2 separate regions of the Homo sapiens genome follow, and region 1 is linked to region 2. A link is an interaction called in ENCODE POLR2A ChIA-PET data of the cell type or tissue named here. Cell type or tissue: CD4-positive, alpha-beta T cell. All regions are shown on one strand. Each heading gives the region's core, and the rest is flanking DNA. Links, peaks and the distances in the headings are about the cores only.

What was found. Peaks named below come from ENCODE experiments on the same cell type or tissue, not always from the same donor. Only the 100,000 strongest peaks of a DNase experiment are listed, where the experiment ranks them.
Region 1: POLR2A ChIA-PET joins it to region 2 with 5 read pairs; 14 of 35 experiments call an interaction of 5 or more read pairs at or near these places.

What each region holds. Positions count from the first base shown.
Region 1 is chr9:99,024,526-99,029,911 of GRCh38, forward strand. COL15A1 (collagen type XV alpha 1 chain) reads left to right here. Exons shown (of 42, transcript NM_001855.5): 15 at 349-474; 16 at 1,379-1,441. Among named protein-coding and RNA genes, the nearest start is that of TGFBR1, 78 kb to the right of the region's middle. In CD4-positive, alpha-beta T cell, for the core only: no CTCF peak of the experiment used is centred there; no DNase peak of the experiment used is centred there.
Region 2 is chr9:99,116,410-99,121,795 of GRCh38, forward strand. All of the region lies in intron 1 of TGFBR1 (transforming growth factor beta receptor 1), which reads left to right. Among named protein-coding and RNA genes, the nearest start is that of TGFBR1, 14 kb to the left of the region's middle. In CD4-positive, alpha-beta T cell, for the core only: no CTCF peak of the experiment used is centred there; a DNase peak (open chromatin) is centred at 2,862; H3K4me3 peaks cover 736 bases.

The sequences.
Region 1 (5,386 bases), core at 336-5,335, 92 kb before region 2:
TGTCCTGACTGACCTCACAGTTAATCAGAAAACTAAGTTCACCAGAGCACCTCTCAGAATTCCAACTAATTGGATCTTTCTTGTATTCAGCCTTTTGGGAGAAAACACGATATGATGGGCTCAGAAAGACTGAGATTCAAATCCCAGTTCTGCTACTAATTAGCTGTGTGTCTGAGAGCCCTTGAGTCGCATGGTCTCACTGAGCCTTATTTTCCGCATCTGCTAAGTGGGATCACCAAACCCTACATGTAGGATTGTTGAAAGAATTTGAGAGATTGCATGAAGCACATACTCAGTATCTCATTCGGTATTCCCCCACTGTTTCTAACAGAGTCTTTGTGTTTTTAGGGTCCTCCAGGACCCCCAGGGCCACCTGGCTTACCTGGGATTCCAGGAAAACCAGGAACTGATGTTTTCATGGGACCCCCTGGATCTCCTGGAGAGGATGGACCTGCTGGTGAACCTGGGCCCCCGGTGAGCAACTGAAGTCTTCTCCCCATCTCTGTGGCTGTGGGGCTTCCTTTAGCAGGGGAGGGGTGTACAGATTGCAAAACCCAGCACTGTCCAAGGTTCGCGATGGGGAGAGAGCAGCTAGCTGTTTGTAAACAGAAATCCTCCTCATCTGAATCATTGCTGAGATTCGAAAGAAGCAGCAGCCAAGAAAAACATCATCCTACGTATTGTTTTGCTGCTTTATCATAGTCAATACAGATGGCCCCCTACTTACGAATGGTTCAGCTTAAGATGTTTTTGACTTTACAGTGGTGCAAAGTGATGCACATTCAGCAGAGACTTTACCTTGAGTACCCATACAGCCATTCTGTTTTCACTTTCAACACTTTATTATAAAATAGGCTTTGTGTTTGATGACTTTGCCCAACTATAGGCTAATGGAAGTGTTCTGAGTATGTTTAAGTTAGGCTAGGCTAAGCTATGATGTTCAGTAGATTAGGTGTATTAAATGCATTTTGGACTTAAGATATTTTCAACTTGCAATTGGTTTATCAGATGTAGCCCCATTGTAAGTCAAGAAGCGTCTGTACAGGAGACACAGATTCATAAAGAATCTTGGAATCATAGGCCATCAGGGCTGGGCCTGGGGTAGGAGACCCTTGGAGACCATCTGGTCCAACCCTGTCTCTAACTTCCCCATAGAGGAGGAAATGTAATCCAGAGAGTGAAGGACAGTTAGCCACAGGTGCACAGTCAGCAGTGACCCAGCCTGGGCCAAGGACTAGGTTCCTGCCTTGCACCTGACATGAGGCCCTGGGCCCACCAGCCTCACCTGCCTCCCAACCCTGCCCTCCTTTTCTAGCAAGCGTGTGTATGTGATATTTAGCAGAAATGTTGTGGGTTGATTGTCACTGATGTTCCCCAGGGCCCTGAGGGACAGCCTGGAGTTGATGGAGCCACCGGCCTTCCCGGGATGAAAGGGGAGAAGGTACGGGGAACACGGGAGGGTCCCACCACATGGGAGCCACCAGGCCCACACTACTCTCTCTGACCCCTAAACCTGACCTTGCCTCTTATGTGACTGACCCCCTGGCCTCCTGAAATCCCCTGCTGGCCACTTCTGCTGGATGTCTCCATCATGGGACTCATCATGCCCAAGCCTGAACTCAGCACCTTCCCTGCCCACTCTTGTCTGCCCCTAGCTTCAGTGAATGGTGTTGCCATCTACCTGGTCACCTGGAGCGAGAAATGGAATCTTCTCTAACTCCTCCTTCCCTCCCTTTCCTGGTATGATTGGTCAGTGCCAAGATGGCCCAGTCTGACCTCCACATCTCTCACTTTTGTCTCCCCACTGAGCTGGACTCATCTCTTCTCATTCGCACGGTGGCCTTGGGCTCCCAGTTGCTGTCCCATTCTCTCCACCCACCCTCCAGCCTCCTGCCCAGTTCACCTTCCTGTAGCAGGCTCTCGTCAGCCCCTGCCCTGGCTACTGAGAAAAGATCAAGGGCTCAACTGCCTGCAGGACACACCCTAGCTCTGTGCAGACATCTGGCCCTTCCTGATTCGCACAAGCTGCCTCTGTAGTGCATCCCCCAACTCCTCACACGGCCTCTTGGCCAGTGGGCTGGTTCTGCCCAAATGCTCTGGGCACGCTCTTCCCTTCTGTCCTCCTGGCCTTTGCACATGGTTTTCTCCCTGTTTGGGATGTCCTTTTCCTTTTGTCATCCTCCAAGACCCAGTTCAGATACATCCTCTGGGGAGCTCTCCCTGACTCATTATGAGCAGAAAGCACCCCTCCTTCCTCCCCTTTCTATGAGCATCATAGGAAGTTCCCATGCTATTGAGAACCTCCCTTGCCAGTGACACTAAAGGTGTTAGCTTACCTGTCTGCTCCTCACCCCCACCCTGACATAGAGCATAGTACTGCCTCTCTCTCCTTAGAACCTAGCACAAGCCTCTATTAGTGTTTGATGCATGAATGAAACTTTTTTCAGACACCATTAGTCTACTTTTCCCAGAGTCTGGCCTGCCTTCATCCTCTTCATTCTCTGTCTGTAAGCTGGTCCTGCCTCCTGTCTGCAAGCCTGTGCTGGTGCTACCTGGGGCGTGTATGTGTAGGGGGTGCTTTCTGCCTCTGCAGTGTTCCCAGCTTGATGAGATAAGCCATGTCTGTCAAAGGAAGGCAATAAAGACAAGGTGAGCCCTGTGCTAGGGATGCGATCAGTGGGTTTTACTGGGGTCTAGAGGAGGAAGAGAGATCTCAGCTGGGATCAGAAGTGGGGCCTTCTGTGAACCTCTCATGGACAAAGACGTGGAAAATGCTGACTCTGTAGACACCACCATCATCACTGAACTGAATTTCTAGTTTCCGTCAGCTCTGGAGTATGTTTATTTTAATTGGAACCATAACTCAATTTTCGTGGAAAGCTTATTTCTCAGAAAAAGATACAATTGTCAAGCTTTATAGAACTCATTTTACATGTACCAACAGTTTTACAGAAATTAAATTTTGCAGGAAGCACCACAGACCTACACTCTTCTTACCTGTTCTTCTTCCAGGCTTCCCCCCACCCACCCACACACACCCCTCCCATACTCTGTCTCGAACTTAAAGATACCCACACCCACAACTGCATACAAAACACCCTTGCACAGGCACTCTGCAGCTGCTTGAAGAATCAGCAGTGCAAGGAGCAGCAGGCTTGCCTAGGGTGAATGTTGGAGATCAATCACATTTGTTTCTGAAATTTGCTATGCATCTCAATTTGTTGCACTGTGCACATATGAGGTTTTCTGATCAAGCAAAAACAGACTTGGAAGAACTTGGAAATTTGCATCTGGAGAGCTGGCAGGAAACTTTGCACATGATATTTACCTTAAAAACAAAACAAAACCAAAAAAGTCCCTAATAAACCAAGGTGCATATTCAGTATGTAAAATAACAAAAAATGTGCTAAAGGAAATGAACAGCTTCAGGGCTGTAGTAGATCATAAGATCCAATGATTCGTTTGATCTTTGACTCCCCATCAACAATATCTGCCCTTCAACTTGCATACCTCCAGTGACAAGGAACTCATCTCCTGCCCAGGCAGTGCCTTGCACCGTTGGATAGATCCACTTATAGGGAAGTCTTTCCATTTGCTGTGGTGAAATCAGCCTCCTTTCTCTTTAGCACAGCACATAGACCAATCTAGGCAGTTATCTAAAATGGAGTTTTCTCTACAAAGAATAAGGTTCAGGTTATTTAGCTGGAAAAAAATGTTTTTTATATAATAATTATTATTATAAAATATGAGATTGAGATCAAAACATGATGCTCATTAAGAATTCATCAAATATCTTAAGTATGAGCTAAGCTATGAGGACCCAAAGGCATAAGAATGATATAACAGGCTGGGTGCGGTGGCTCACACCTCTAATCCCAGCACTTTGGGAGGCTGAGATGGGCGGATCATGAGGTCAGGAGTTCAAGACCAGCCTGACCAACATGGTGGAACTTCGTCTCTACTAAAAATACAAAAATTAGCCGGGCGCAGTGGCACAAACCTGTAATCCCAGCTGCTCGGGAGGCTGAGGTGGGAGAATCGCTTGACCCGGGAGCCAGAGGTTGCAGTGAACCGAGATCGCGCCACTGCACTTCAGCCTGGGTGACAGGGTGAGACTCCGTCTCCAGAAAAAATTGAAAAAAGATTGATACAACAGACTTGGGGGAAAGGGTGGGAGGGAGTGAGGGATAAAAGAGTACAGATTGGGTACAGTATACACTGCTCAGGTGATGGGTGCACCAAAATCTCAGAAATCACCACTGAAGAACTTACTCACGTAACCAAATACCATCTGTTCCCCAAAAAACGTATTGAAATTATACAAATTAAAATATTTTTTAAATGATACCTCAAAAAGAATTTATCAAATAGATTATTCTATGCTGAGTTCGATGATAGAAATATTCCTTACTTTATTTTTCCCAAATCAAGATGATCAACTAACTCTTAAGATCTTTAGCCCAAGAAGGAATGGGTGAGGAGTAGCCTGCTTTCTCAGCAGTAGAATGTTTCTAGAAAGAATGCAGAAGAACTTGCTGAAGAAGATGGATCTCTGAAAAATCATTCCTTTCTGCTTTTGCACTGCAGATTCTGCCATTCAGTTCTCGGAACACACCTAGTATTAACAGTTGTTGTTGATTTTCTACTTTCAGAATCTAAGTCATTCATGTTATTCTGCAGTCTCAAAAGGTACTGGGACACCTGGGCAGGAAAGAGTTTGTGCTTGGAAATTTTCTTCAGTGTCCAGAATTACTGTGGAATGCTGAATTGCCAGTAATTGCCTTTGAGTAATTTCACTGAGCTGCCAAACTGTCATTGTAAAATCAGCTTCTGTCTTTTCCGTTGATGTAAGAGAAATACAATTAGATCATCATCACCTTCCCTTTCTCCAAGCAATCCCAATTGGTCTTTGAACAATTCTCTAAACCTTGTATAAGAAAGAAAAGAGAAGTAAGCTGCTTTTGCCTAGGATGCAGTAATGGGTTTAGACCTTCTAACAACATGTTTAAATGAAACACTGAAATAGTTGCCTAATTTCCTATTTTATATCTTCTTTCATTATCAGAAGTGTTTGGTTCAACATCTGGATTATAGGCCTCCATAAAACCAAATAGATGGCTGGGTACGGTGGCTCACTCCTGTAATCCCAGCACTTTGGTAAGCCTAGGTGGGTGGATCACCTGAGGTCAGGAGTTTGAGACCAGCCTGGTCAACATGGCGAAACCCCATCTCTACTAAAAATACAAAAAATTAGCTGGGCATGGTGGTGGGCACCTGTAATCCCAGCTACTCGGGAGGCTGAGGCAGGAGAATCACCTGAACCCGGGAGGCCGGGGTTGCAGTGAGCCGAGATCGTGCCATTGCACTCCAGCCTGGGCAACAAGAG
Region 2 (5,386 bases), core at 119-5,118:
TGCCCTAAGCAATTGGGTGCTTCCATCTGATTTAGCTTAGTCTCTGTAACTGGGAAAAAGGAAAATCTTATGGAAGAAATGAGTATAATCACCTGTGAACCATTCTAAACTATTATCTAGAGACTAGTGATTATTGACTTACATATAGATTTCATAATTCTGCAAGATAGTCTTCGGTGTTGTATCATCAGTTATCCAAGGTATAAATAACATCAAGACCCTTATGCCTCTGAGCCTGATAGATCCTTATCTTTTAATAACCAACCCCCCACTTTCTTCAGTAGCCATGATGCTACTGTATCAATGCTACCAGCAATTGGAAACCCATATTCCTAATGCCAAGTCTCGGCATGTAGATTTTGAGGTCTGAAAACTTTATTAGCTTGGTTACAGTACATCTCAAGCCTAAGTTTTCATATACACATAGTTTAGTCTCAAAGGGCAAATGTTTCCCTGAAAGGAGTTCAGTCAACACTAGATGCTTATATCTTTAGGCTCCAAGGGAGTCCAAAATTTAATGATTAAAAATATTATAAAAATGCAAATATAGAAATAATACAAAAGCTCCTTCCTTTTGGTGGGCTTTTCTGTCCTTGCTTGGTTCAATTCAGCTGTGTTCTTCTAGGAGACTGCAACCACAATTTAACTGCTTTGCTTTGGTATTTTGTTTGACAAGGGAGATGAATGTTTCAGATGAGACGGAGTCTCACTGTTGTCACCCAGGCTGGAATGCAGTGGCGCGATCTTGGCTCACTGCAACCTCTGCCTCCTGGGTTCAAGTGATTCTCCTGTCTCAGCCTCCCGTGTAGCTGGGATTACAGGCATCTGCCACCACGCCTGGCTATTTTTTTTTTTTTTTTTGTATTTTTAGTAGAGATGGGGTTTCACCGTGTTGGCCAGGCTGGTGTCGAATTCCTGACCTCAGGTGATCTGCCTGCCTCGGCCTCCCAAAGTATTGGGATTACAGCGTGAGCCACCGTGCCCGGCCTTCAATTTTTTGCTTTAAGTTAGAATCCTGTTTGCTTACTTTTTCTGACCCAAATGTTTTAAAAATGTTTTCCTGTGTTTTCATTTAAAAGATTGGTTTTACCTCTCACATTGAGATGTATCTGGAGTTGGTTATTTATTATGGTATGAGATTTTTATTATTTTTAAAATACGGATATCTGGTTGACTCAGAACCATTTATTGGTAAAACCTTTTTTCCCCCAGTGTACAATCACCTTCATCATAAATCAAGAGGTTGTATATGTGAGGGTCTGTTTCTCTGTAATCTCTGTTCTGTTTGCCCATTTGTCCTTGTGCCATTACCATACTGTCTTAATTATTATGATGTTAGGAGTCTTGATATCGAGTAGTGTTAAGTCTTTCAAAGATTGCTTTGGTTATTCTTGCGATGTTGTTTTTCCATATAAATTTCAGAATCAACTTGTCAGTTCCCACTGAATAAAAAAACCCTGTGGGGATTCTGATTTGATTTTATTGAATCTACAGATCACTTTATGGAATATTGACCTCTTTACAGTATTGAATCTTCCAGTTAGGAACTTGTCACTTTTCTCCATTTATAAATACATTTTAAAATTTTATTTTATCTCCTTTGTAATTTCTATCAATAAGTAATATTTTTTAAGCTTTCTCTGCAGAGGTCTTTACCTGTCTTTTGTTAGGTTTATTCCTAGTTTTTAGATTTTTAAAAAACGTTTTCTATTTATTACTGGTTTAAGAATGATTTTTTAATTTAATTTTTTTTGGTATAGTGAGTAACCTTATATTAGTGACCTTGCTAGATTGACTAATTGATTCTAATAGTTGATCTGTAGGTCACTTTTGGATTTTCCATGTACATAGTTGTCCTCTGCAAGTAATGATAGTTCTGTGTCTTTCCAGTCTATCTTCCTTTTGTTTATTTCTGACTTACTACACTCAGACTTCTAATACAATGTTGAGAAGTAGTGATGGATATCTCTTTCTTATTTGTGATTTCAAGGGAAAATGACAGTCATGCAACATTAAATGTAATGCCTACTTTTATGCCTTTTATTTAATCTGATTATTTCAGAATTTTTTTTAAATTCTGCAATTTACTGAAATTTTTAAATATCATGAATAGCTGTTGAATTTTATCAGTTTACTAAGATTTTTAAAAATCATGAATAGCTGTTGAATTTTATCAGTTTTTTTGTTTTTGTTTACATCACCTAAACTGCCAAACTCCCTTACTGTTTTCTTTCTTTTTTTTTTTTTTTTTTTTGAGACAGGATCTCACTCTGTTGCCCAGGATGGAGTGCTGTGGCCTGATCATGGCTCACTGCAGCCTCAAACTCCTGGGGCTCAAGTGATCCTTGTGCCCCAGCCTCCCAAATAGCTGGGACTACAGGTGCGTGCCACCACACCTGGCTCAAACTTTTATTTTGGCATCTTTTGTACAATGTTTTTGTATATCCTCTACCTAAAATGACTTTCCTTTCTTCACTAGCTTTCCTTAAGTCTTAGTTTAGGTGTCATATTTCAGAGAAATCTCCCTTTTCTGTCCTCTGATCTGTGCACTTTGCATCATCATTTATCAGTGGTGTGTTCTCTGCATTGTGAATCTGAGGGCAGGAATCTCAATCCTAATTATCTCTATCCTCCTAAAGGTTTTTTCTTTCTTCCTACACAGGTTACATTCACTGTTGTGTTCTGAGAAAAGGTGTTCAGGCCTTGCTTTCTGCTTCTAAAATTACTAACTGCCCAGGACCATCAGTTCATTTCTTCAACTGTGGCTCCAACAGATCTTTCGCTGTTTGCTGGCCCAGGTATTGCTCTCCTCTGCCCCGAGTCAATGGCAGCTGGGAGTGGTTACCACTTCCTTCTCTTACCACAGTTCCTTCTCTACCACAGTTCTGTTTTGTATGTCATTCCCCTAGCCCAGGATGATCAGCCACTTTCATTTACGTTCATTATTACACCTTATTATCTGTGCAACCAAGCCAGTCTCTCCTACAGCCACTCGTGCTTTCCAAAGGGAAAGGTTGAAATTTTCGGTTTTGTCCTACGTGAGGGGTTGTGGGGAGTAGGGGTGGAAATCACTGTAGATTATCAAGTAATCCTTTTTTTCTTTGTGTACTTTTGGAATAAATCTAGATTATGTTGATGTAACTGTTAGGACATTTCTGTTTCTTCATCTCTAAAGGAGCTGGGATCTGATATTTCTGTTCATATTCCTTCCAGCATGAACATTTTATGGCTAATTAGATATTAACTTATTTATTAGGGATATTACATATACACACTGGGTGTGTCCCTACACTGTTAATTTGGGTTGGAACTGAAAATATACTTTCTGTGTGTGCCTACTGCTACTGTAGTGAAGTTCTTGAGCCAGGTCTGTTCAGTCATATTGTTGAAAAACTGTATGAATATTTATGAAGGAGAAAGAGCTGATAGGTACCATGAACATTCACTGTTGTATATGCATATGGTTTATATTGTGTTCTGTGTCAGTATTGCCTACCAGAGCTGTCTCAACATTAGCTCTGATTCTCTGTCTAGCATCTAGACCAGAGACTGGCACGTAATAGGAGCTCCAAAGAAATACTTGTTGAAAAAGTGCATAAACTAATTTTTGAACATTTTATTATGTGCTGGGCACTGTGCTAAGTATTCTATGTATGTTATTTCATTAACCCTCAAACCTTCTGAGATTGGTACTGTTTGTTAGTATGTTATAAATTTAGGAAGTAAGTTGAAGAAATTTAGGTTCAAATAAGTTAAGTGACTTCCTCAGGATTACTCAGTGCCTGACTGGCAAAGATAGGATTTTAACTTAAGTTTTTCTGTCTCTGAGTTCCATCAACTTAACTACCATATCCTTATAATACCTACCCACTAGTCAAATTAAAATCTAATAAGAAACTGTGTAAAAGCATACTTAGATTGAGAGGAAATAAGAAATTTGGTTATTGTTTTAGCACTCACCTTTAGACATAGAAGTTTCTCCATTTCTTTTCAGGGCCTGGGGTAAGGCAAAGTGTGCACATCTGCTCTGTATATTAAAATATCCCCTCAACTCATTGAAGTGGAACAAAAACAAGGTCACTTGACAGGACTGTAATTGTAATCACACTATACAGCTTTACTTCCTGCCCTTTAGTAGTAGGACCATTCCCTTGTCCTTAAACATGCTTCTAAAATACCAGTTTTAATGGCTATATAGTCTTTCATTTATGATTGTATAAGGATTCATTCTGTCATTGTATTGTCATTCACATAGGTTGTTTTCAATCATAAAATACTGTAATGAACATCTGCAAGTTTAGATTTTTGCTCTCACCTATTGTTTCCTCAGACAACTGTAAGTAGTAGAATTGATGGATTAAAAGATACTTTTTAAAGGCTCTGACTCTTCTAAAATGTGTTGTTAAACTCCTCAGATCTGCTAACCAGATCTTTATGCTGTACTTGTGTGATTTATTTCGAATCTAAGTGAAAGCCTTTGTATTAGTTACCCTGTTAAATCCCATCTTGCCATTTGGGCAGCCTATTCTTAGTGTGTTTTCTCTGATATCAGTTAACATTATATTGGCTAATTCCATAGAAACTAGGAGACTGGAAAATGAAGATAATGTGGAAAAACAAGAGCTTGTGAATTTGGGAGTGCCCTGTTCTTTTAAGATGTGATGTGGGTTAAATGATAAACAATGCATCTTAAATTCTTTAAAAGTGGCAGAAGTAAATGGAATTTATCTGGAAAAAAATCAGGCGTTTATTCTGATGCCCTAAATTCAGGGGTGAAATATTATCTGGACTAGAGGAAAATTTTATGTACATTATATGGTGTTCTCTATTTTGACAAGCTTACTTTGATATTACTGCTGCAAGGTAGCCCCAGGAGGGTTGAATTGAGAAGAACTGAGTATTTTGAGGAACAAAACCTAGGATAGTAGGCTGGAGGGAATTGGAGGTCAGGGTTTTAGCCATGTATACAGAGATAAGCAACATATTTAATAAAAAGAAAAGGAGAATCTATATAGTATGCTTTACTCCAAAGCTGGATGAGGGAGAAAAGAGGACACGTCTCCTTGAGAAGGGGGCATGTGTTGAGAATGGAGAAAAGGGGTAAGGCAGATTACTCAGAAGAACTGGGGTAGAAGAATAGGTTGGATGATAAAAGGGGCTGACATTAGTCCCTGAAAGTTTTTTTTAAATAACTTCCAACTTTTGCCTTCACCTTTGCCAGCAGTGATGTGATCTGCTTTCAGCTGTAGTGAAGCAAACTGCATAAAGGACATTGTGCATGTTAGGTCTTTTACTTGCCTGTTGGTACATGTTTGTAATATTTGGAAATACTCTCACTGCGAAGAAAAGTATAGTTGTGCTGTAGTGGGTAGGGTGAGGAAAATAA